Regions from separate parts of the Homo sapiens genome. Here regions 2, 3, 4, 5, 6 and 7 are each linked to region 1. A link is a contact called in ENCODE Hi-C or POLR2A ChIA-PET data. All regions are on one chromosome and are shown on one strand. Each heading gives the region's core, a stretch centred on a gene start or an enhancer-like site at or near the end of the contact. The rest is flanking DNA. Distances are from core to core; before and after follow the strand shown. Region 1 holds the start of RNF44 (ring finger protein 44). Region 2 holds the start of STK10 (serine/threonine kinase 10). Region 3 holds the start of MGAT1 (alpha-1,3-mannosyl-glycoprotein 2-beta-N-acetylglucosaminyltransferase). Region 4 holds the start of DUSP1 (dual specificity phosphatase 1). Region 5 holds the start of SQSTM1 (sequestosome 1). Region 6 holds the start of STC2 (stanniocalcin 2). Region 7 holds the start of CANX (calnexin).

Region 1 (2,742 bases), core at 68-2,567:
AATGAGCCCCCCATCCCCCTGCCCCATGGCCCACCACACAGGTTAACAGATGTTAACATTTTGCATTGGCGCCTTGTTTATGGCTGTCTTGGAGATAGCCCCGTGTCGCCTCCAGCTGCCTCTTTGTGGTAACTGCCCAAGAGTCGTTATTGATTATATGCATGCACCCAATATTCATTATTCGACCTGTTCCAGCTCTTGGATATTTAGCAAATTACTGATTTTCTGCTTATATAATTGTGGTGGAGGTAATACCCCATTTTGTATAAATTTTGCCCGGGTGGGTGGGCTTCGAGGCAAAGGAGAACGAGGCTCGGCTTTGGATTAGGTTCACACTCCTGCTCCGCCACACTTCTAGTTGTGTGATCTGGAGTAAGGGAAGGCCCTCACTTTCCCCATCTGTAAAATGAACTGGCTATAGTAATCCCTCCGTCTCATAGCTGCTGAGAGGAATAGAAAACTAAAGTATAGACGCTTCACTGGGCTTAGTTCCCAGTTTCCCTGGCTAGGGAGGTCTCCGCGGGGACACCAAACTCTCAAGCCCAGCCTAGCAGCTAGAGCGCCCAGCGCCTGCACTTTTGCTTTAAACTACAACCTGTTCCCCGCCTCTCTTCCTCCACCGCCACGCTGGGGGCGTGGCGGTTAAATGTCTCTGTGACGTCAGCGCGAGCAGGGCCAATCTCCTTGCCCGGCAGACGTTAGCTCGTTTGCATGGGTGGTCCGCCATTGGTCTGTTGGGCAATCTGGGCCGTACCAGCTTTTTAAAGACGCCGTGTAGTATAAACAAGGAGAAGTGGGGCGGCCGGGCCATGATGTCAGCGCGGTGCTGCAGCTCTTGGGGGTGACGTCATCTCCGGGAAGGTGGCCGGCCCAGGGTTGTTAGAGCCAGCATAACCACTTGGGCCGCTCTCGCCCCGTCAGAGGTCAGACCCATTGCACTTCAGTATCTCAGGCGGCACCCTGTCCCCGAGGAGGGGACCATGACACAGTAAGTCCGTACTGCCGGTTCTCCTGGCGGGACCCATTTCTTCGGCAGGGAAACTGAGCCTCAGAGGCGCGAGTAGTTAGCGAGTTTGCATAGCAAGTTCGAGTTGCAGCCGATCGGTTTTGCCCACCCTGGGGTCTCCCCATCTTTATGTCAGGATATGCGGCCCCGCCCCTTGCTTTTGACTATGGCTGCGGTCCCTTTAAGTGCGAAGGTGGGGGCGAGGAGGAGGTTAAAAAAATTCAAGATGGTGGCCCACTAGTCACGTGCGTGGTCGCGGCGAGTGATTGGCTCTCAGGGCGGAGCTCCCGGCGCGGGGCGGGGCCCCTGCGGGCTTGCAGCGGGCTACTGTTTGCCGGAGCCTCCCGGCGCGCCCCCGCGAGCCCCCTCCCGTCTGGCGCGCGACCCCGCCGCTTCGAATGTTGTGAATCAAATGTGGGGTTTGTTACATTCCGCTGCCGCCGCGGACAGTTCTTAAAGGGCCAGCCGCCGGCTGCCGCGCAGACCCAGCTGCGTCCTGCGCCGCCTCCCGCTCCCTGAGGGCCTGGGCCGAGAGAGACTGATCGCGCGTGGGCCTCGCGAGGCAGACGCCGTCGGGCGGACAACAAAGAGAGAGGCCCCGGAAGGAGCCGGGCTGCCCCCGGACCCGGGGGTGGGGAGGGGAGCACATTGTTCCGCAGGGCGGGAGCTCTTAAAGGATCCAGACAGGCACCCCCCCCCTCCCCCGCCCCCTGCCCAGTTTGGCCGTCCTAGATCGGGAACAAAGGAGTCAACGTGTGGCCGGGCGGCCAAAGGTGAGTCGGTGCCAGGGCCCCCAACTTCCTATTCCCCCACCCATGGACCTTCTGTTCCCCTCCCCTGGGAATGGGGGCCGTGATCTAGGTGGCTCCGTAGGGGTTAATCACGGGCGGTCCAGACTGCGGGCAGCGAGACCCCAGGGATCAGGAACCCCCCCCAAGGCCCCCCGTGGCCGGGCCGTATCTCCCCTCTCCTGCAGCTGAGCGCTGCGGTTGGAGAGGAAGGAGCCGCCCCCCTCCCCCTGCGGCCGCCACTTCCTTTGTTGTTGCTTTTGTCTCACGCCGAGCACATGGTCCGGGATCCTCGGCTCTTAAAGTCGCAGCGTTCTGGCCCCTGCGCTGCAGTCTCGCCTCCCGCCCCCGGTGTCCCTCCGAGAGCGGCGCAAAAGAGTAGGAAGCGGACGAGGGAGGCCCCTCTCGGGGCTGTGTCCGCGCCTCGGCCCCCCAGCACTATGCCTGGGGAGGGGTGGCTGGGTAAGCTTCCCAGAGCCCCACAGCGTGCACTTGGCCCGCGTTGGGGAGCCCCCCCTTCCCCAGGACCCTGGTTTCCTCCCCCACTAGTGTGACCACCTGGTTTCTTCTGGACTCTTCTGGTTTTATTTGGGCGCTGTGGGAAGGAAAGATTTCCACCCCCATTTTATAGCTGTGCCAACTGAGGCGCTCAGAAGCAAAGGGATTTCCTTGACCAAGGTCACTAGGGAGTCTTCTCTCCTAGTCTGGTGGTCCGGCCCTCAGCGGCCTCCAGGCACCACACGTTGGGAAGCTCTGCTTGCGCTGGGCAGAGCCTGCTTGTTTCGGGTGGGGTGTGGGGAAGTAGGAAGGGGGGCTTCTCTTCCTGGCTGAGTCTGCTCATGCCCCCAGGGTCTGACTTTGTTTTTATCTGCAAAAGGGAGTGTCTCTTCCTGCAAACAGATCCCTGGGGCTCTTAGACCAAGGTCAGGGTAGGTGCTTGGGGCACTG
Region 2 (2,742 bases), core at 143-2,642, 4.3 Mb after region 1:
AGGTTCAGACAGCGCCTGACTCAATGAGAACGGTCAGCGACGAGCGGCGTTTCCTTCTTTTAAAGACCCTCTACAATTCCAGGCACTCCTGCAGCTGTGGAAACATTCCGAACGGCTTAGCAACCAGGACACCCTCTGCGCCGACCACTACCAGCATCGCAGGCTTCTTGAGCTGGCTTTCCCAGTGGAAAACCATGCTTGGTGTTTGCACACTGTTCAAAGGATGTTTTCGAACAAAGCACCGAGGAAGGGGCGAAAACACCTCAACACAGCCGTTCTCTGGGGTTGGAGCTATTGAACTGTGACATTTGCGAAGACTCAACTTGTTTATGACACGGTCCAAATAATAACCCTTGCAGACTGCCCGCCCCCCCCCCCCACCCCCAGCACTCTCCTTAGATTCAGGTAAAAGCATGTTATAACCGTCTATAGGACAAACAGGCAACAGTAGCAGTGAAGTGACTCAAGTAGCCAGGATCGAGAATGAAGGTGCTCAAAGAAGACTTTAGTTTGATCTGTATGTAGTGCGCTCATCTTTTTTGAAACTAGGAAATTAAAAATTAGAATAAAGTTTTTATTTAATATGCAAATACATCCGCAAACCCATCAGGAAACATAAGAGAAATCAGTGCCAAAGGAGCTCTTTCTCCCAGCCCTCTAATCCTGGCAGGTTTGTGGATCGTGGACGGGGAGCCCCTGGAAAGGACCGCGCCGGGAAGCCGGGCCCTGCAGGGACTGGCCGCGGCTGCACCGGCGTTGCCCGTCGCACACTAGGAGGCAGCACCGCGCCGAGGAACCCGCAGCAGACGGGCAGCCAGCGTGTGTGCCTGGGGCGAGTGCCCTCGCCTGCCGGCGTCCCCATCGGAAAAGTGGGGGCGAGGGCAGCCTAGCGGAATAGCTGCGGGAGGATTAAATGAACGAGTGCAGGTTCACCTTCTGGGCGCTGACAACGATCCGTGGGCTCTCGCGAAATGCCAAGTCGCCGTCCCGCTTGCTCCCATAAAAGTTTTGGGAGCCACGCGGCGCGGCGGGCGGGCTCCTGAGTCCATGAGCGGTCCCACCGAGCGGTCCCCGAAGCTTCCCCAAAGCCCAGCCCGCGGCTCGCGGAGCGTGGTGTGGGGGGACTACAGTTTCCAGAGTGCCCTGCGGCGACGGGCGGAGCCGGGGAGCGCCCGCAGCCAATTAGGGGGTCCCGGGGCTCTGCCGGGGAGCGGCGGGTGGAGCCGGGCCGGTGGGCGGGCGCGGGGACGGTCCCCTGGAACGGGTCCGAGGCTCTCGCAGGCAGGGCTGGGCCGGGCAGGAGCTGCGAGGCCGGCACAAGGGAGGCGGCCCTGGGGACCTGACAGGGCGGGGGCGGGGGCGGGCACGCCGCCGCCTGCGCGGTTCCGGGTGCTCCCGGCGCGGCGCTGCCCAGGGCACACTTGACCGAGGTCGGGCTGCGGGGAAAGGCGGGTCTGGGGAGAACCCCGAGAGACGCGGCGTCCTCCAACTCCTCCTCCTTCTCCTCGCGGCCGCCGAAGCCACAGCCCGAGCCCGAGCCCGAGCCCGAGCCGGCGCCACCGCGCCCCCGGCCATGGCTTTTGCCAATTTCCGCCGCATCCTGCGCCTGTCTACCTTCGAGAAGAGAAAGTCCCGCGAATATGAGCACGTCCGCCGCGACCTGGACCCCAACGAGGTGTGGGAGATCGTGGGCGAGCTGGGCGACGGCGCCTTCGGCAAGGTTTACAAGGTGAGGGCGCTGAGGTGGGTGGCCGGACGCGCGTCGAGGGGCTCCGGAAGGAAGGGATGCCTGAGCCGGACCCGGCCAGCCTGGCTCCGGCTCCGAGGGCTGCCCGGCGCTGAATTCGGGGTCCCTGGCCCTCATCCCGATGACTCTTGTTTTTTGGGGGGAACATCACTCGGCCCGGCCGAGTCCCTGCGCTCTGGGCGCCCCCTCCGGGCACGGTTGCCGCCCCCACCCTAGCCCTGTTTCGGAGCACTTCCTGTGTGTCCTGCACTGCGCTCGGCGCCGCACGGGGAGACAAAGGGGCGTTGACAGGACCTCAGCATCCGAGAGGGCCACTCGAGGGACCTTCCAGGGACGTTCCGTAAAACGGCGATACGGGCACACTTTTTTTTTTAAGAGAGACCACAGATGCTGTGGGAATATCGAGGCGATGTGGACCGAGAAACTCGGCTGCGCTTGGACGGGTTGGGAGCTAGGGACACATCTGAAGATGAGCCAGAGACAGGGAAGTGGGGTGGGCGAGGGGTGGCCCATGGACTGAGAGGTGGGGCTTGGAAAGGTGGGTTGGGGCTGGTCAGAGGGGGAGGTCAGGATCTGGTGAATGCTGAGCCTGGGGGAACAGATTTGATTCCGTCGGTCTGAGTCACAGCTGGGGAGTCTCCCAGCCTGCAGTCACCTCTCCCCTAGAGGAAGACGCGGCAGAGAGCTTTTGTGGAGTGGGTGGGGCAGAGCTGATTGAGTCTAGAGAAGTGTGGCAGCAGGACGTTGGTTTCTGCTCCTGGGAGCTAATTCTGAGGTGGTGAGTTGTTTTAGGGAGCCAACACCTACAGCTTGACTCCCCCCTTTCCCCTAAGAAAATTTTTACTGGGAGACGCCCACTTGTTAAATTGGTGTATACCTCCAGGAGAGCACCTCTCTTCTAAGCCACTATCCTCCTCCTTGGGGCTCCTGTAGCTTGTAGGGCACTCTGACCCTAGGATTGCCGTTCTATGAGGCTGGACCACAGAGAAGGCTTC
Region 3 (2,742 bases), core at 120-2,619, 4.3 Mb before region 1:
GAGGCTTGAAGGACAGGCCGAGGGAGGGTTTGGCCCGTGAGGCCCCTCACCATGCCTGGTGACCCCTTAGCAGTTTTGATTTAGGTCCTCGCCTCCACGCAGGGGCCTGCGGGTGCGCGCGGCCCTTTGTTTCTCTAGAACCCTGCACGATTCGTGGTTTCATGTAGAAACAAGTTAGTGAGCAGTCAGTCAGTAACCACAGGCCGCAGAGTTCCGGGCTGCTCCGTGCTCTGGAACACGGGGGAGGGGTTGATGTCAGGGGCGTGGGTCCTGATCACATGGCAGCAGCCCTTCTTGGGGAAGTCAGCTACCCAGCAGCCTGTAGTCCTCGGCTACCCACCCTCACCGCCTGGGGTCCCATGGTGAGACAGCTGGGTGGGCATCAGGCTTCTGCAGAGGGCCAGGCCGGAGGGAGCTGGGCGAGGGAGTGGGGCTGGCTCCTGGCTTGCACCGGCCTCGTGGAATCCAGGCCTCAGACCTGATCGCTGGCGAAACTGGCTCTGTGCGCTGGAGCCCCTGGTCTTCTGCGTCTGTCCTCCTCCCGGCCAGACTTTACTCCTGGCTCAGCGACAGGTATTTGCTATGGAAGAGCTGTCCCTCCCTCCCCTCGGTGGGCCTGGGTCCACCTCCACCTCCTCTTCAGGTCCGCACCTTCCTCCCCTTTAAAACACCAGCCGGGCGCAGACCCGTTCTAGGCTTTTCCATGGTGCTTCCGCCAAAGCTTGTGACCGAGTCCTTCCCGCCTAGGGCTGGTGGGCCTCCCCTGCTGGTAGGTCTCTCTTCGCTTTCTTTACTCAGAACTGAAGCTCTCATTCCCCACCCACCAAGGAAAAACAAAAGGGAAGAAGCCACAGCTGGCCCCGGCTTGCTTTGGCACAGGTGTTTCCCCCCGGCCCCCCGTCGGGCACCCTGGTTCCTGTTCTGTCCCTGCCCCACGCGACCCTGGGGCTCCCACCCGGGCTCCTCAGCCTCCCCTGGGTTGGGGTGGGGGGACTGGCTCCCAGCCCTTGGCCTAGGGTTTGGTGAACGCCTTTCCTGGACTGCGGGCCCACTTCAGGCGCGGCTCCAGGCTGGGCAGCTGCGCTGGAGGGCCGAGGGCAGGGGTGGGGTCGGGCGTCCACCCTCAGGGTTGCGCCAGGGAGCCGGAAAGCCGACTCCCGAAGTTGGGGTCCTGGGAAAACTTGGGTCCTGGGTTGACTGAGAAGCGGCGGGGAAAGGAGGCGGGCCAGGAGGAGGGGGCCTGGCGGACGCCGGCCGGGGGGCGGGGCGCGGCGGGGCTGTCGGTCACGCCCCTCAGTCCGCCCCGCCCCGCCCCGCCTGCCGGGGAAGGGCCACGTTGCCCGCCCGGCCGTCCGGCCCCGGCGCGCCGCAGAAAGGGCTGGCGAGTCGAAAGGCGAGGCGGCCGCGGCAGCGCTTGGGACGCGCCTGGGCACCGGGCTCGCTCCCTGCGCCCCGGAGCAGGCCAAGTTCGGGGCCAGGACGTCGGGAGGACCTGGTGAGTAGGTGTCCGGGGACGGAGGTCAGACCGGGGGAGGCCTCGCGGGCGCCGAGAGGGAGCCCAAGGGACGTCGGGTCGCCCCAAAGCCCCGGTGCCCATGAGTGCTAGCGAGAGGGGGCTTGGCTGGGGAGCGGCCCGGTCCGACCCGGTGCCAGCTGCGCGTTAGTCCCTTCCCGAGCCGAGAGGTTGGAACTCCGCCTTCTGCTTTCGGAATCCCGGGCCTCCAGCTGTTAGAGGAAGGGCGGGCTCCGCGGACTGGGGAGGATGTTGTGAAACTCGGCCCCGGGCGTCCGTGCGTGCGGGGCAGGGAGGGGGTGGGATTGGGGAGTGGCCTTTCCCCCCTAACCTCACTCCAGCATCCTTTCCCCAAGTTAATAGAGGCTGATTCTCCTCAGCAGAAAGGAAATGTTGATTCAGTGTTGAAATATATATATAATAAGTTGGCAAGAAAACTTTTCTTCCTGTTTGCTAACGTGTGTGGAGTAGAGAGCCCCGGGACGTGCAGTGCCCGCGTCTGATAAACTCTGAAGTAGAGGGACTGTGGCTGGCCGGCTCCCTGAAGGCTGAAGCTTCACTTTGGTTAACCCTTGCTGCTGTAGTGGGTCTGCCGTTTTGTTTTAGAACATCACTGGCTGAGATGTTGCCCAGCTTTATTTTCAGTCATTTACGGTATTTTTTCAGGCCGTGTAGCCTTTGCTCTTACGTGCTCACATCATCCAGGATCTGCCTTCCATCAGCAATCACTGCGTCCTGGTCCTTCCCAATTCTGGGGACCATTGAGCTCACCCATTTCCCTGCTTCTGTGTCTCATTCTCACTGTTAGAAGCACTGCGGTATGCCTGACCTCAGTGGCCTGTGTTAACAAGGGAAACTCATTACTGTTCGGGGCAGTAGGGAAATTGTCACTGTCGTCAGTATCCAGGCAGTGGGACCTTGTGATGAACCAAATCAACCCTGTCACCTTATAGATGAGAGAACTAAGGTACAAGTGGGTCAAGTGACTTGTCCAAAGTTGCCTGGCTTGCTGGCTGGATCGCCTGAATCCCAGGCCTCATGCCTTTTGTGGCACTTGTATTTAGCTCTTCTTTTCCAGGATGAATAACCTGCATCCCTTCCCTCCTAGGTCTTATTCTCTCAACTCTTGAATTATTTAGTGTATCTTCTCTGACTACCTTTCTTTTTTTTCCGTCCTGAAATTATGGGCCTGGTACATGATACAGGAGTCCAGCCAAGGTCTAAGAACG
Region 4 (2,742 bases), core at 1-2,500, 3.8 Mb after region 1:
CCGTCACTGGGACTCAGGGCACGGAGATCGCTGGGCGGGGCGGGGGTCTTCCCAAGTGTTGCGATCCAGGTCCTGGCAATCCGCCCACAATGGCCCGGGATTGGATTTTGCTTTCGGCCTATAACGGCCGCGACGACAGGGAGCGAGGGTTGTGGCCGGCTTCTGTTCCGGGTTGGAGGCCCCCAGCCCAGCGCTTAGTGGGCGCTCACTGTGTATACTGCCTATTTGTATAATAAAGAAAGGGATGGAGAAGCTCAGTCTGGAGCCAAGGTGACAGAAACGTGTCGGGCGGCCCCTGGGGGGCGCCGTCGAGTCGCGCTGCGGGTCGCCCCTCACCCCTCCAAACGCCAAACCCTGGAATCCACTGCGGGGCCTTGCGACCCCTCACCGGGATTTCAGCCCCCTGACCTGCCTCCCTTGGCTCCAAGTCTTCCGGGGGCCACAAGACTAGGAATAGCATTATTTCCCGGTGGGAGTTTGCTTGCTCACACTTTCATGGCAAATGTAGATATTTTAAAGCCACCTTAAAGAAAAGTCTGGGAAACAGGAAAGCATTGCCCTGAACCTCTCCGCCCCAACTCGCTCGAGTCGGTCTTGGTAGGGACGACTTTTCTATCGGCAGAGTTGTTCATTTTTCTCTAAACTTCATCTTAGGCGCCTATTTGCTGCCCCCACCCCAGTAGTGTGGTTCTGGGCAAGTCAGTCGCTTCGCCTGGGGAACCTCAGTTTCCCCGCCTGTTAGTGATGAGGAAATGAGGAAAAGGGGCACAAGAGTATGCAAAAGCACAGGAAGCCCCTTTCGGTTCAGGTCGGCGGCCGAGGGGCACGGGGAAGGGGACTCGGGGAGGGAGAGAGGGAGGAGCGGCGAGGCCAAGGCAGGTGGCACGTCGCCCGTTCTCCCGGCCGCTCGCATCCCGGAGGTCAGCCTCAGCTGGCAGCGAGCCCTCCTCCTCCCCGCTGGGCCTGGAGCGCGGCGCGGGTCCGGTCCCTGGGGACGCGCCAAGAGCAGGCCGGACAGCAGGGCGGGGGCCGGGCCGCGAGCCAGCGCGCGGCGAGCGGACCCAGCTCCGAGGCTGATGACGTCTCCCCCTCTGGCTCGGCGGCGCCTGGCCTGGCAGGGCGGGTGACGTCACCGCCCCGTCACGTGATCACCATTCAAACAAACACCCCCCCTCCCCCTGCGCGCGGGTCTGGCCCGCCCCGTCCCCCAGAGGCCGCATATAAACGCGCTCCCCGGGCCAGGCTCGCTGCGAAGGACATTTGGGCTGTGTGTGCGACGCGGGTCGGAGGGGCAGTCGGGGGAACCGCGAAGAAGCCGAGGAGCCCGGAGCCCCGCGTGACGCTCCTCTCTCAGTCCAAAAGCGGCTTTTGGTTCGGCGCAGAGAGACCCGGGGGTCTAGCTTTTCCTCGAAAAGCGCCGCCCTGCCCTTGGCCCCGAGAACAGACAAAGAGCACCGCAGGGCCGATCACGCTGGGGGCGCTGAGGCCGGCCATGGTCATGGAAGTGGGCACCCTGGACGCTGGAGGCCTGCGGGCGCTGCTGGGGGAGCGAGCGGCGCAATGCCTGCTGCTGGACTGCCGCTCCTTCTTCGCTTTCAACGCCGGCCACATCGCCGGCTCTGTCAACGTGCGCTTCAGCACCATCGTGCGGCGCCGGGCCAAGGGCGCCATGGGCCTGGAGCACATCGTGCCCAACGCCGAGCTCCGCGGCCGCCTGCTGGCCGGCGCCTACCACGCCGTGGTGTTGCTGGACGAGCGCAGCGCCGCCCTGGACGGCGCCAAGCGCGACGGCACCCTGGCCCTGGCGGCCGGCGCGCTCTGCCGCGAGGCGCGCGCCGCGCAAGTCTTCTTCCTCAAAGGTACGCCCTCGGGGAAGCTCGGGGCGGGCCGCACACCCCTGAGGTTTTGCCCGGTACCCCTGGCTCTCGGCTCCCGGGGGATCGCCCCACCTGCAGCGCGTGGGCGCTGGAGTACATTTATCTCTGGAACTTGTCATTGGCTTTGTTTGGCTCTGGAAACAAAGACTTGCCTGGGCCTTTCCGATGTAAACTTCCAGCCCTTGGTGGGTGGGGGAGTTGTATGAAGGTGCCGTGTCCCGGTGTCACTAATGGGGAAAAAAAATGTCTTTGTATTCCCAGGAGGATACGAAGCGTTTTCGGCTTCCTGCCCGGAGCTGTGCAGCAAACAGTCGACCCCCATGGGGCTCAGCCTTCCCCTGAGTACTAGCGTCCCTGACAGCGCGGAATCTGGGTGCAGTTCCTGCAGTACCCCACTCTACGATCAGGTTAGTAGGTGTCCCTGCCACAGGGAAGAAGTAAGAACTGGCAAAGGCATGGAAGAGTAGTGCCAGGGAGAATATAGAAAGTGACCTGCAGCATTATTTATAACGGAGGGGACACAGGGATATGATTTATTCCACAGTTAAGTGGTCTGACGGAGCCGAGTCTCCAATTGTAGGCTCTACGGAAATGAACTTGCTGGTCCTGCCCAGGCAAATGGGCTTAGTTCCCTATTTATTTATCCTCCAGCAACAGAACTGAGTTCACTCGGTATCTGAAATTGACTTTTCCAGCAGAAAGTTTTTGTGGGTATGGGCACTGGCCTTGGCTTTGAGCAAGCTTGATGAATGTTGGATATTTCTGGATTTCAGGGTGGCCCGGTGGAAATCCTGCCCTTTCTGTACCTGGGCAGTGCGTATCACGCTTCCCGCAAGGACATGCTGGATGCCTTGGGCATCACTGC
Region 5 (2,742 bases), core at 112-2,611, 3.3 Mb before region 1:
AACTAGTTCTGATATGTGCCACAACACTGAACACATTACACTAAGTGAAAGAAACCACTTGCAAGACTACATTGTCTGATTCTATTTACATGAAATGTCCAGGATTGCAAGATGAATAGATACAGAAAGGAGGTTGCTGGGGGCATGTGGATAAGAGGGTGATAAAAGGTATGTATGGCGTTTATAAGGTGATGAAAAGCTCTCACACTGAATATGGTCCACAAACCTATGAAAATAGTGAAAACCACTGACTTGTACACTAAATGGGTGAACCCTTATTTCAGTTACAGCTCAATAACATCACAATTTTTTTTTTTTTAAGAATAGGAGAGGGCCTGGTATGCTGGCAGCGCTCCAGAGGGAGGTCCTAGCACTGCACCCTCCCAGGGGCCGGCCTTGGCCACCTCCCGCCCTCCTGGCCACAACCACCTCCCTAACCCCACCCCCAGCAGCCACTGGTCACACCAGCGCAGCAGGAAACAGGGCTTCTGTGCCAACACCAACACTTCTGAAGAACGTTCTCGTCCACTTGCCAATGGGAAAACATCTGTACTCGACCTGGCTCGGAGCGTTCCGCCGGCGATCCGTGCCCTTCTCCCAGGCGCTGTCGCGGCGCTCGCGAGTCCCCCGCACCCCCGCGCTTGTTTACCCGCGTCACTCCCTCCCCTCGCCGGCGCTCGCCCGGCTCCTCCAGGGCATTATCTGAACCCACCACCTGGCGCAGCAAGGTGTCAGTGTAACCCGAGTGCCCGCCTGACCACCCAGTGCCCGCGGAGAGCCAGAGCGTTCGCCCCGGCGCGTCCTTGCCAAAATCCCCAACAGCGCGGGGGGTGGAGCGGGGCGTCTGACGCCCCCAGGCTCGAGCCCCCGGCCGGCAGGGCTCCACCGCCCCAGGGGGCCGACGCTGAGCAGCGGGTCCCGGCCTTGGTCACCACTCCAGTCACCAGGCCGGCTCCCATGGCCGAACTGGGGACCCATGCAGGCCACCGCCATCCAGGGAGCAGCCAGCGCAGACCCCCTCACGGCCCGCCAGGCGTCGCCGAGAAGGGAGGGGGCAGCCACCCCGCGGCAGGAGGCCGTGTCCGGCCTGCGTCACCGCCCCCGCCGCTCCCCGGCCCGCTCACCGCGGTAGTGCGCCTGGAAGCCGCCAGGCCGCAGCGCGGGGAACAGGGCGGCCACCCGGCTCAGCAGCCGCTCGCAGGGTCCCGGACCCGCCGCAGCCTCGGCTTCCGCCTCAGGCTCGGGGCTGCAGCAGAAGCTGAAGCGGCGAATCTCGCGCGCCGCGTCCTCCTTGCCCAGAAGGTAGGCCTTCACGGTGAGCGACGCCATAGCGAGCGGCGAGCTGGCGGAAAACGGGCCGTCCCGGTCGCAGCCGCCGCGCGGCTTTTGTAGCGAACGCGGAGGCCCCGCCCCGCCTCGAGAGGGGCGGAGTCTCTCGCGCCCTCCCCGCCCCCGCCACCGTCGTCGCGGCGCGAGAGCCGCCCTGCAGAGGCCCCTTCACTACTCTCCCCTTCCCCGCTACCCCTCGCTCCAGGTCTCCCGGCCCCCTCATTGCTGACCCCTCTCTTCATTGCCCCGGTGCACCAAGGACCCCAGGAAACCGGCCCTGGCACTCATACAGGCCTGGGCTCCAGCCTCTGCACCTGGGATCAGGGTACTGGCGGGGGTCCAGCCCCTCGCCCCTCCCAGGCTTGGGCCTGGCCATGACTCAGCAATATCCTCAGTTGGGGGTACCCAGTGCAGGGAGAGGGGGACACAGCCCCCATATCAGGAGGCTGCTAGGTCGCCCAGTGGGCACTGCTGGCCAGAACAAGCTGGCTCTCAGGTTGCTGTTCCGACCCTGCCATGGTCAGCCTGCCGCGGTGGCAGCCCTCTTACAGCGCATGGCATCCTCGGTGATGGGCAGCGCATAGCATACTCGGTGACGGACCCCGACTCTGGCCTGAGCACCAGAGAAGTTCCCAGTTTAGTAGGAGTGGAGTTGAGAGGTGCTGGAGGACCAGCTAAGGTCTCCTGAGTGTCAGTGGTCGCCAAGTGTTCACTGTGGTCCAAGTGACTCCTTATGGGCTCCTCAATTCAGCAGGTAATGCCCATGGCCCTGTGGGGGCTCAGGCCCGTTGGCCTTGTGGGCAGCCAAGGGGGTCAGCCAACAGCCTCCTCAGCTAGGAAGGAAGAAACACTGCTTTATGCCACCAGAGTAACCTGTCCGCCAGAACTGGGGCAAGGAGAGGGGCAGGACGAGTGGTCACCCTCTGGAGCCTCCCAGGCAAGGTCCTGTGAGTAGGAGGTCAGAACCTGCTGGGTCCAACTCATGCCATTTCAGCCCAGGGCTTGCAGGAGCTGGAGAAACCTCCCAGGGGAGGAAACCCAGAGGGAGGCAAGAGTGGCTGGATGGGGCCAGTCAGGTGCGAAGGTGATGTGTGGGTGTGCGCACAGCAGGGGCTGGTCCACAGGTGTGAATGATCCTTCCCGGAGGGCTCCGAAGTGGGCAAGGCTTCCACCCTGCCCAGAGCAGCCCTGTGGAGAGGGTTCAGGCCTCTCCCTGCATCCGGCGGTGGAGAGTGGAAAATGCCCCAGGGCCTGCTGGAGCCACTGCCTTGCAGACAGGGGCAGGGGACACAGAGGGGCGTGCTGGCAGAGGCTGTGGCCTACAGACAGGTGCTGGCCAAGCGTGACTCAGCAGCCCAGGCGCCTGAGAGCCACGTGGCCCCCGCCGAGGGCCGGCTTTCCTGCCCCAGCCCC
Region 6 (2,742 bases), core at 171-2,670, 3.2 Mb after region 1:
ACTTCCCAGGCGCATTACCGCAGAGGGCGCGGGCGGGGCGCGGGGCGGGGGTGGGGGATCGAGAGCTGGTACCGGGGCTCACCTGTTCTCCAGGAGGAGGGTGGGGACGGGGGGAGGGGCGAGTGCGCGCCAACGCCGGGTGCGTGCCCTGGGGCGCTTGGGCGCGGCGCTCGTGTCCCCGCCCTCCCCCAGCCCTGCGAGCCCCCCGAGCTGCGCCGTGGGGTGACGGGACCGAGAGCAGTTCCTGTCCCCGGCCCCGGCGCGGGGGAGACGTGAGCGTGCACACGTACACACACAGCAGGGGAAGAGGCGCTCCAAGCGGCGCCCAACTTTCTCCTTCCCTCCACGGGCCGGGTGAGAAAGTAGCCGGGGGCTATCCCGACCCGGCGGTTCTTGGGGAGGGGGCCGAACAAGAAAAGGGAGGAGATGGAGATAACTTCCCCGGATTTAGCTTTTTTGTCTTTGTTTTTGTTCTCACCACTTCCATCGGATGACTGGAGAGTAAAAGGGAACCCGGAGCGGGGTGGCGAGCAGCGCTTTGAGAAAATGCAGGAGTGTGTTTGGAGACGCGTAAAGTTGCCTTTCAAGCTCTGGCCTCCGGGCACGCGATGCTCCGCGGCGGGCTGACTCAGGGCTGCCTTGGGCCTCCCTGCCACCCTCCTGGAAATGATGCAAGTCCTGACTGTCACCTGGATCCCTGCAGCCCAGCCTGGAATGCGTCTGGATTAGGGGAAAGACGAGAAACGACACTCCAGGTGTTGCACGGCCCACCAAAGCGGGAAGATAGGGCAGTTGCTCAGACCAAATACTGTATCTAGTGCTTCTGCTCCTATCTTCAATCGTGGGGTTCTTTTTAATGCAAAGTGTCACAAGGCCAGGAATTCCCATGTGTGCTCAGTTGGCCCACAGCATCATTGTGCCTAGGAAACTGCTTCAATTTATCAAGTCCTCTGGGCTGGGAATCTCACTGAATTCCAAACGGCGGAAAGAGGAAACTTTCCCAACCCGATGTGGGTGTGACGCGAGCCAGGGGCCCCAGGGACACTGTCCCAGAGCACACCGTCCCCCTTTAACAGCAACTGGAGCTTGGATTCGCTCTTATATTGTACAGTCCTTTCGACCATTGCCCTGGAGCACCCGCACACGCGCACGCATCTCCGGCCGCGCTCACACACACTCATACACACGCACGCAAACGCGTGGCCGCCGCCAGGTCGGCAACTTTGTCCGGCGCTCCCAGCGGCGCTCGGCTTCCTCCTGTAGTAGTTGAGCGCAGGCCCCGCCTCCCGGCCGTGTTGTCAAAAGGGCCGGGGTCTCGGATTGGTCCAGCCGCCGGGACAACACCTGCTCGACTCCTTCATTCAAGTGACACCAGAGCTTCCAGGGATATTTGAGGCACCATCCCTGCCATTGCCGGGCACTCGCGGCGCTGCTAACGGCCTGGTCACATGCTCTCCGGAGAGCTACGGGAGGGCGCTGGGTAACCTCTATCCGAGCCGCGGCCGCGAGGAGGAGGGAAAAGGCGAGCAAAAAGGAAGAGTGGGAGGAGGAGGGGAAGCGGCGAAGGAGGAAGAGGAGGAGGAGGAAGAGGGGAGCACAAAGGATCCAGGTCTCCCGACGGGAGGTTAATACCAAGAACCATGTGTGCCGAGCGGCTGGGCCAGTTCATGACCCTGGCTTTGGTGTTGGCCACCTTTGACCCGGCGCGGGGGACCGACGCCACCAACCCACCCGAGGGTCCCCAAGACAGGAGCTCCCAGCAGAAAGGCCGCCTGTCCCTGCAGAATACAGGTAAGTGCATGTGCCCCCGCAGCCGGGAGCTACTGGGAGAGGACACCGTGCACCCACGCGGCGCGCCCCAGGCGTTTCGCCGGGAGCCAGGCGCCCACCCAGGGCCACGCAAACTCTTGGGATGGCACGGGACGTGCAAAGGGAAGCGCGAGGCAAGGCGAGGTCCGCGCCGGGCTCCGAGGGCCCGGAATCTGCACGTGCTAGCAGGGTGATGAAATGGCTGGGGCAGGACTTGTTGCTGTCCTCCCCAGGGTCGAGGGGAAATGAAGCAGCGTCTGACGCTGCCAGCGCCAGCCCCCGCCCCCGAATCCCGGGTCCGGTGCAAAGCGCGCTTCATCCCGGCCGGCACGCGGGAGGCCCAGAGGGTCCCCGGAGCTGGGCTGCGCCCTGCGCCCGGAGAACTTCTCTTCCTGGCCTGCCGGCCTCAGTAAGGGTGCCGCGTCTTCCCCCTCCTCAAAAGATGCCCGACATCCCAGAACTTTGCCGGCGAGACAAATGGCATTGCGAACTTTCCCCCTGGGGGCACTGCTTTCGGAAGGGAGCGTGAGGGCAGCGCAAAGCGTACCTCCGCGGTGCTGCCGCCATCCCCAGCTCCTGGCCAGGTCAGCAAGCCAAGAAATGGTGACACGACCCGAACCGTGCGCCTCCTCTGCTCTACCGGCTCTTGGCTCACCGGCAAGCTGCAAAGCAGAGCCAGGCGTGCAGGGCACGGGGCTGGCCCTTTTCCCAGCTCGGAAAGAGAAAGAAAATCTGCCTACAGCTCCTTCGCTCCACGACCCCTCCCCCGACTTTGGGGGGCCGTGTGAACGCGGCAGCGGCGGCGTGCGTGCGCTCACCGCACGAGCTGGAATGCACGAGTGCCCATTAGGGACGCCCCAAGTGAGTGAATGGCGGCCCTGTGCGGTCCTGCCCCGGCGGCGCGTGGGGTCTTACGGATCCTGTCGCCTCCAC
Region 7 (2,742 bases), core at 64-2,563, 3.2 Mb before region 1:
AAAAGACTTAACTATGGTTAATCTTGTCCTCTCAATCTTTTAATATTAAGCTCAGTTTAACTTCCCTCAACCAGCAATCACTTGTGTCATGCCCAGCGGTAATACACAATGCCCGGTTTCTTCTATCACCATAACTGTGACCTCAGGTCCTGCGAAACAGGACTGAACCAGTTCACTAGGATGGCAGTGTATTGGTCCAAAGGCATTCAGATTATAATAACGTACCGCAATGATCATCGAGCAGTTACTAAATGTCGGACTTCCCTGTCTTATTGTATACATATCTTAATTTAATCCTCACAAATCCATCGGGTATTATTATATCCATTACTTGACAAGAACGGGGGCACAAAGGGTAAGAAAACTGCCGAAGTTCACAGAGCAACCAATGACCAATCAAAGACTCGAGCCAGGGCCTTAGCGTTAACCACTGCACGGTCTATCCCTGAACTATAATCCCAGCACCATCAGTACACTAATCGCATGACCTTGGGCCAGTCATTTCATACCTCCAGGCCTCCGGTGTGGAAAGAGATGCACTTAGATGAGCTTTCGGGGGCTTTCCTGCTTTTAACGCCCTGTCCCTCTCCAACTGGATTACTCGCCTCCAGAATAGGTGCTGTAACTGCTAAGTTTCTCAACCACTGCGTGTTCTCCTTCTGGTACATTCCCCTTTCTCTTCAGGGAACTAGGGTCCAGTCTCCGCTTTGGATTTTCAAATATTAAACTGTAACGCTAGTTGTAAACATTCCCTCTCGGTCTAATACCACCCTTCCCTACTACTAGGGGTACCTAGTAGGCCCGATTCCACCCTATACTTTTACCCAGTTACTCCAGCCCACCTCGCGGCTGCCCAGGCAGCCGGCAAAGAGGCCTAAGAAAGCCCTAGAAGCAAAGCCATAGGAATAAGTCAGCTTTCCCAGAGGTCAAAGAAGGCTGTCGGGCCACCTGCCACGCCTCCCGACCCCGGCGGCGCGGCCTGGGCCCGCAACCCAACCAAAGACGCCCGGATTCGGGCCTCCTCGCTCACGGCGGGCGCGTCGGCCAGGGCCTGGGCCCTCAAGAGCCAGCCCGACCCCTCAGTCGCCGGCCACGCCCGACCCCTCAGCCGCAGAGGCGCTCCCAGCCCCCCGAGGTCCTCACAGGCCCGAGGACGCGCTCAGGTCTCCCCTCTCACCTCTAGCCTCCCGGGGACCGCGGGGGTGCCCGTGCCCCTTCCCGCCCGCACACCTTGCCCCGCGCCGCAGTAAAGAGAGAGGCGGAGGCGGCCCGACCGTCACGTGCCGCAGAACCAAGAGGCCTCGGCCACCGCTGCCGCGCGAGCGAGCCCCACCGCACGAAGCCCGGCCCTGTGCCCGCCCCTGGCCCCTGAGTAGCCACAGCCGGCGCCAAGTCCCGCCCTCCCGCGCAAGCCCCGACATCCGGTTGGCCGGCGTGGGCATCGCTCTACGCACCGTCCCATACGCCCCCTACGGCTATTCTTCGTGGAGTGTGAAGATTGGCCGGGAGTGAGGCAGGAAGTGGCTGTTGGTTGGGCGGGAGGTGAGGGGCGGGCCACGCTGGATCGAGACCGCCGGGCGCGCGCGTCTCGGGGCGGGGCTGGTTTAACAGGCGTTCCCGCGTCGGTTGCTGTGGTGCCTTCGGGGCGTTCCAACCCAACCCCCAGTAGCCCTCACCCGTCTGGTTCCTGGAGCCGAGACTTGGGACGCATCGCGCGCCCTTCGCTGACGGGGCAAACGGCAGCCGGCAAAAGGGGTAGGAGTCCGACGATCGGCCATCAGGAAGGGCCCGTTGCAGCGAACGCGGGCCCCTACGGGCGTGAGCAGAACCCAGCGCGAGCGCCTGGCCGGATTGGCGTGCACTGCTCCGCGCTGTGTGAGCCGGCGCCGCAGTTCCTGCAGAGTCATGGCTCGGCCCAGGAGCCTGCGCAGCCTCGTCGCCCAGCATAACACACAGTCCAGAATAATATAATCCGAGGTTATTTGAACTTTCAATTTATGTTTCCTGAAGTGAGATTAGGTGTCAGGGCAGAGAGATACAGGGATGACAGGACGAGAGAAAGGATGGTGCCATGGAAAGATTTAAGATACGCCACCATTTTAGTAACCCACTCTTAGTACATCTTCAGTTTTCAGTATGCTGAGAACCTCACAAAATGGAAGTGGCCCAGGGTTTTTCTAGACCTTTAGAGATCCTGATCTCTTGTTCTCTATTTGTTTGGACACCCAAAGGCTTGACTACTAGGGTGGAAAACACTAGAATCAGCGAATGTATCACTGATCTGAAAAGCCCTCTTGCCACCGGGAAGGGGAAGAAAGGCAGGGTTTGGTGTTTGCATGAGTTAGTATCATCCAACCCTCAACCCCCAAATTTTTTTTATTTTTATTTTTTTGAGACGAAGTCTTGCTCTGTCGCTCAGGCTGGAGTCTAGTGGTGCGATCTTAGCTCACTACAACCTCCGCCTCCCGGGTTCAAGCGATTCTCCCTCAGCCTCCCGAGTAGCTGGGATTACAGGCGCCCGCCACCACGCCCGGCTAATTTTTGTATTTTAGTAGAGACAGGTTTCACCATGTTGGCCAGGCTGACCTCAGGTGATCGACCTGCCTCTGCCTCCCACAGTGCTGGGATTACAGGCGTGAGCCACGGCGCCCCAACTTCAGCCCCAAAATTTGTGTAGGAGAATTTTGGTTTCCTGTCTACCTGGGGAAGCAGCTATTCAAAGCAGAATAAAATTCTGGATGC

Evidence for each region. A loop is a pair of places that touch in the nucleus more often than their neighbours do. ChIA-PET counts read pairs that join two places held with the same protein, here RNA polymerase II (POLR2A). Pooled maps may share reads with other maps.
Region 2: a map of ascending aorta shows a loop between it and region 1 (13-fold over the local background). The contact joins the promoter of STK10 here to the promoter of RNF44 in region 1. A Hi-C loop is called at or near these places in 3 of 168 maps with a recorded cell type or tissue (CD4-positive, alpha-beta T cell, ascending aorta and naive thymus-derived CD4-positive, alpha-beta T cell), 2 of 37 single-sample maps with no recorded cell type and 13 of 50 pooled maps. POLR2A ChIA-PET finds 5 or more read pairs at or near these places in 1 of 52 experiments (activated CD4-positive, alpha-beta T cell).
Region 3: a loop to region 1 is called in a map of naive thymus-derived CD4-positive, alpha-beta T cell, with 9 times the contacts of the local background. The contact joins the promoter of MGAT1 here to the promoter of RNF44 in region 1. A Hi-C loop is called at or near these places in 2 of 168 maps with a recorded cell type or tissue (OCI-LY7 and naive thymus-derived CD4-positive, alpha-beta T cell), 1 of 37 single-sample maps with no recorded cell type and 17 of 50 pooled maps. POLR2A ChIA-PET finds 5 or more read pairs at or near these places in 1 of 52 experiments (HepG2).
Region 4: a loop to region 1 is called in a map of CD8-positive, alpha-beta T cell, with 8 times the contacts of the local background. The contact joins the promoter of DUSP1 here to the promoter of RNF44 in region 1. A Hi-C loop is called at or near these places in 1 of 168 maps with a recorded cell type or tissue (CD8-positive, alpha-beta T cell), 1 of 37 single-sample maps with no recorded cell type and 13 of 50 pooled maps. POLR2A ChIA-PET finds 5 or more read pairs at or near these places in 1 of 52 experiments (activated CD8-positive, alpha-beta memory T cell).
Region 5: a loop to region 1 is called in a pooled map, with 9 times the contacts of the local background. The contact joins the promoter of SQSTM1 here to the promoter of RNF44 in region 1. A Hi-C loop is called at or near these places in 10 of 50 pooled maps. POLR2A ChIA-PET finds 5 or more read pairs at or near these places in 2 of 52 experiments (B cell and Caco-2).
Region 6: a loop to region 1 is called in a pooled map, with 12 times the contacts of the local background. The contact joins the promoter of STC2 here to the promoter of RNF44 in region 1. A Hi-C loop is called at or near these places in 2 of 37 single-sample maps with no recorded cell type and 8 of 50 pooled maps.
Region 7: a pooled map shows a loop between it and region 1 (13-fold over the local background). The contact joins the promoter of CANX here to the promoter of RNF44 in region 1. A Hi-C loop is called at or near these places in 1 of 37 single-sample maps with no recorded cell type and 8 of 50 pooled maps. POLR2A ChIA-PET finds 5 or more read pairs at or near these places in 1 of 52 experiments (activated naive CD8-positive, alpha-beta T cell).

Annotation. Positions count from the first base shown.
Region 1 is chr5:176,535,977-176,538,718 of GRCh38, reverse strand. It overlaps RNF44 (ring finger protein 44), which reads left to right and starts at 1,317. Exons shown (of 11, transcript NM_014901.5): 1 at 1,317-1,779. LOC124901143 (a long non-coding RNA gene) reads right to left here and starts at 790. Exons shown (of 2, transcript XR_007059071.1): 1 at 596-790. RefSeq lists enhancers at 324-503, 744-1,183 and silencers at 1,294-1,553, 1,634-1,823.
Region 2 is chr5:172,186,874-172,189,615 of GRCh38, reverse strand. It overlaps STK10 (serine/threonine kinase 10), which reads left to right and starts at 1,392. Exons shown (of 19, transcript NM_005990.4): 1 at 1,392-1,729. The coding sequence starts at 1,574. RefSeq lists enhancers at 632-1,407, 2,460-2,539 and silencers at 1,080-1,439, 1,740-1,789, 1,920-1,999.
Region 3 is chr5:180,801,433-180,804,174 of GRCh38, reverse strand. It overlaps MGAT1 (alpha-1,3-mannosyl-glycoprotein 2-beta-N-acetylglucosaminyltransferase), which reads left to right and starts at 1,369. Exons shown (of 2, transcript NM_002406.4): 1 at 1,369-1,495. RefSeq lists enhancers at 390-499, 643-1,349, 1,350-2,057 and silencers at 870-919, 930-1,009, 1,180-1,539.
Region 4 is chr5:172,769,703-172,772,444 of GRCh38, reverse strand. It overlaps DUSP1 (dual specificity phosphatase 1), which reads left to right and starts at 1,250. Exons shown (of 4, transcript NM_004417.4): 1 at 1,250-1,859; 2 at 2,139-2,284; 3 at 2,651-2,742. The coding sequence starts at 1,493. LOC105377730 (a long non-coding RNA gene) reads right to left here and starts at 234. Exons shown (of 3, transcript NR_188285.1): 1 at 1-234. RefSeq lists enhancers at 1-202, 1-239, 1-775, 240-1,001, 1,423-1,692 and 1 more and silencers at 803-1,252, 1,793-1,902.
Region 5 is chr5:179,819,524-179,822,265 of GRCh38, reverse strand. SQSTM1 (sequestosome 1) reads right to left here and starts at 1,361. Exons shown (of 8, transcript NM_003900.5): 1 at 1,125-1,361. The coding sequence starts at 1,329. RefSeq lists silencers at 747-926, 937-1,196, 1,307-1,556 and enhancers at 1,150-1,859, 2,467-2,626, 2,380-2,742.
Region 6 is chr5:173,327,092-173,329,833 of GRCh38, reverse strand. It overlaps STC2 (stanniocalcin 2), which reads left to right and starts at 1,420. Exons shown (of 4, transcript NM_003714.3): 1 at 1,420-1,791. The coding sequence starts at 1,641. It overlaps LOC124901137 (a long non-coding RNA gene), which reads right to left and starts at 1,235. Exons shown (of 2, transcript XR_007059056.1): 1 at 83-1,235. RefSeq lists a silencer at 7-226.
Region 7 is chr5:179,697,538-179,700,279 of GRCh38, reverse strand. It overlaps CANX (calnexin), which reads right to left and starts at 1,313. Exons shown (of 15, transcript NM_001746.4): 1 at 1,178-1,313. RefSeq lists enhancers at 59-118, 1,679-2,208 and silencers at 929-1,218, 1,259-1,668.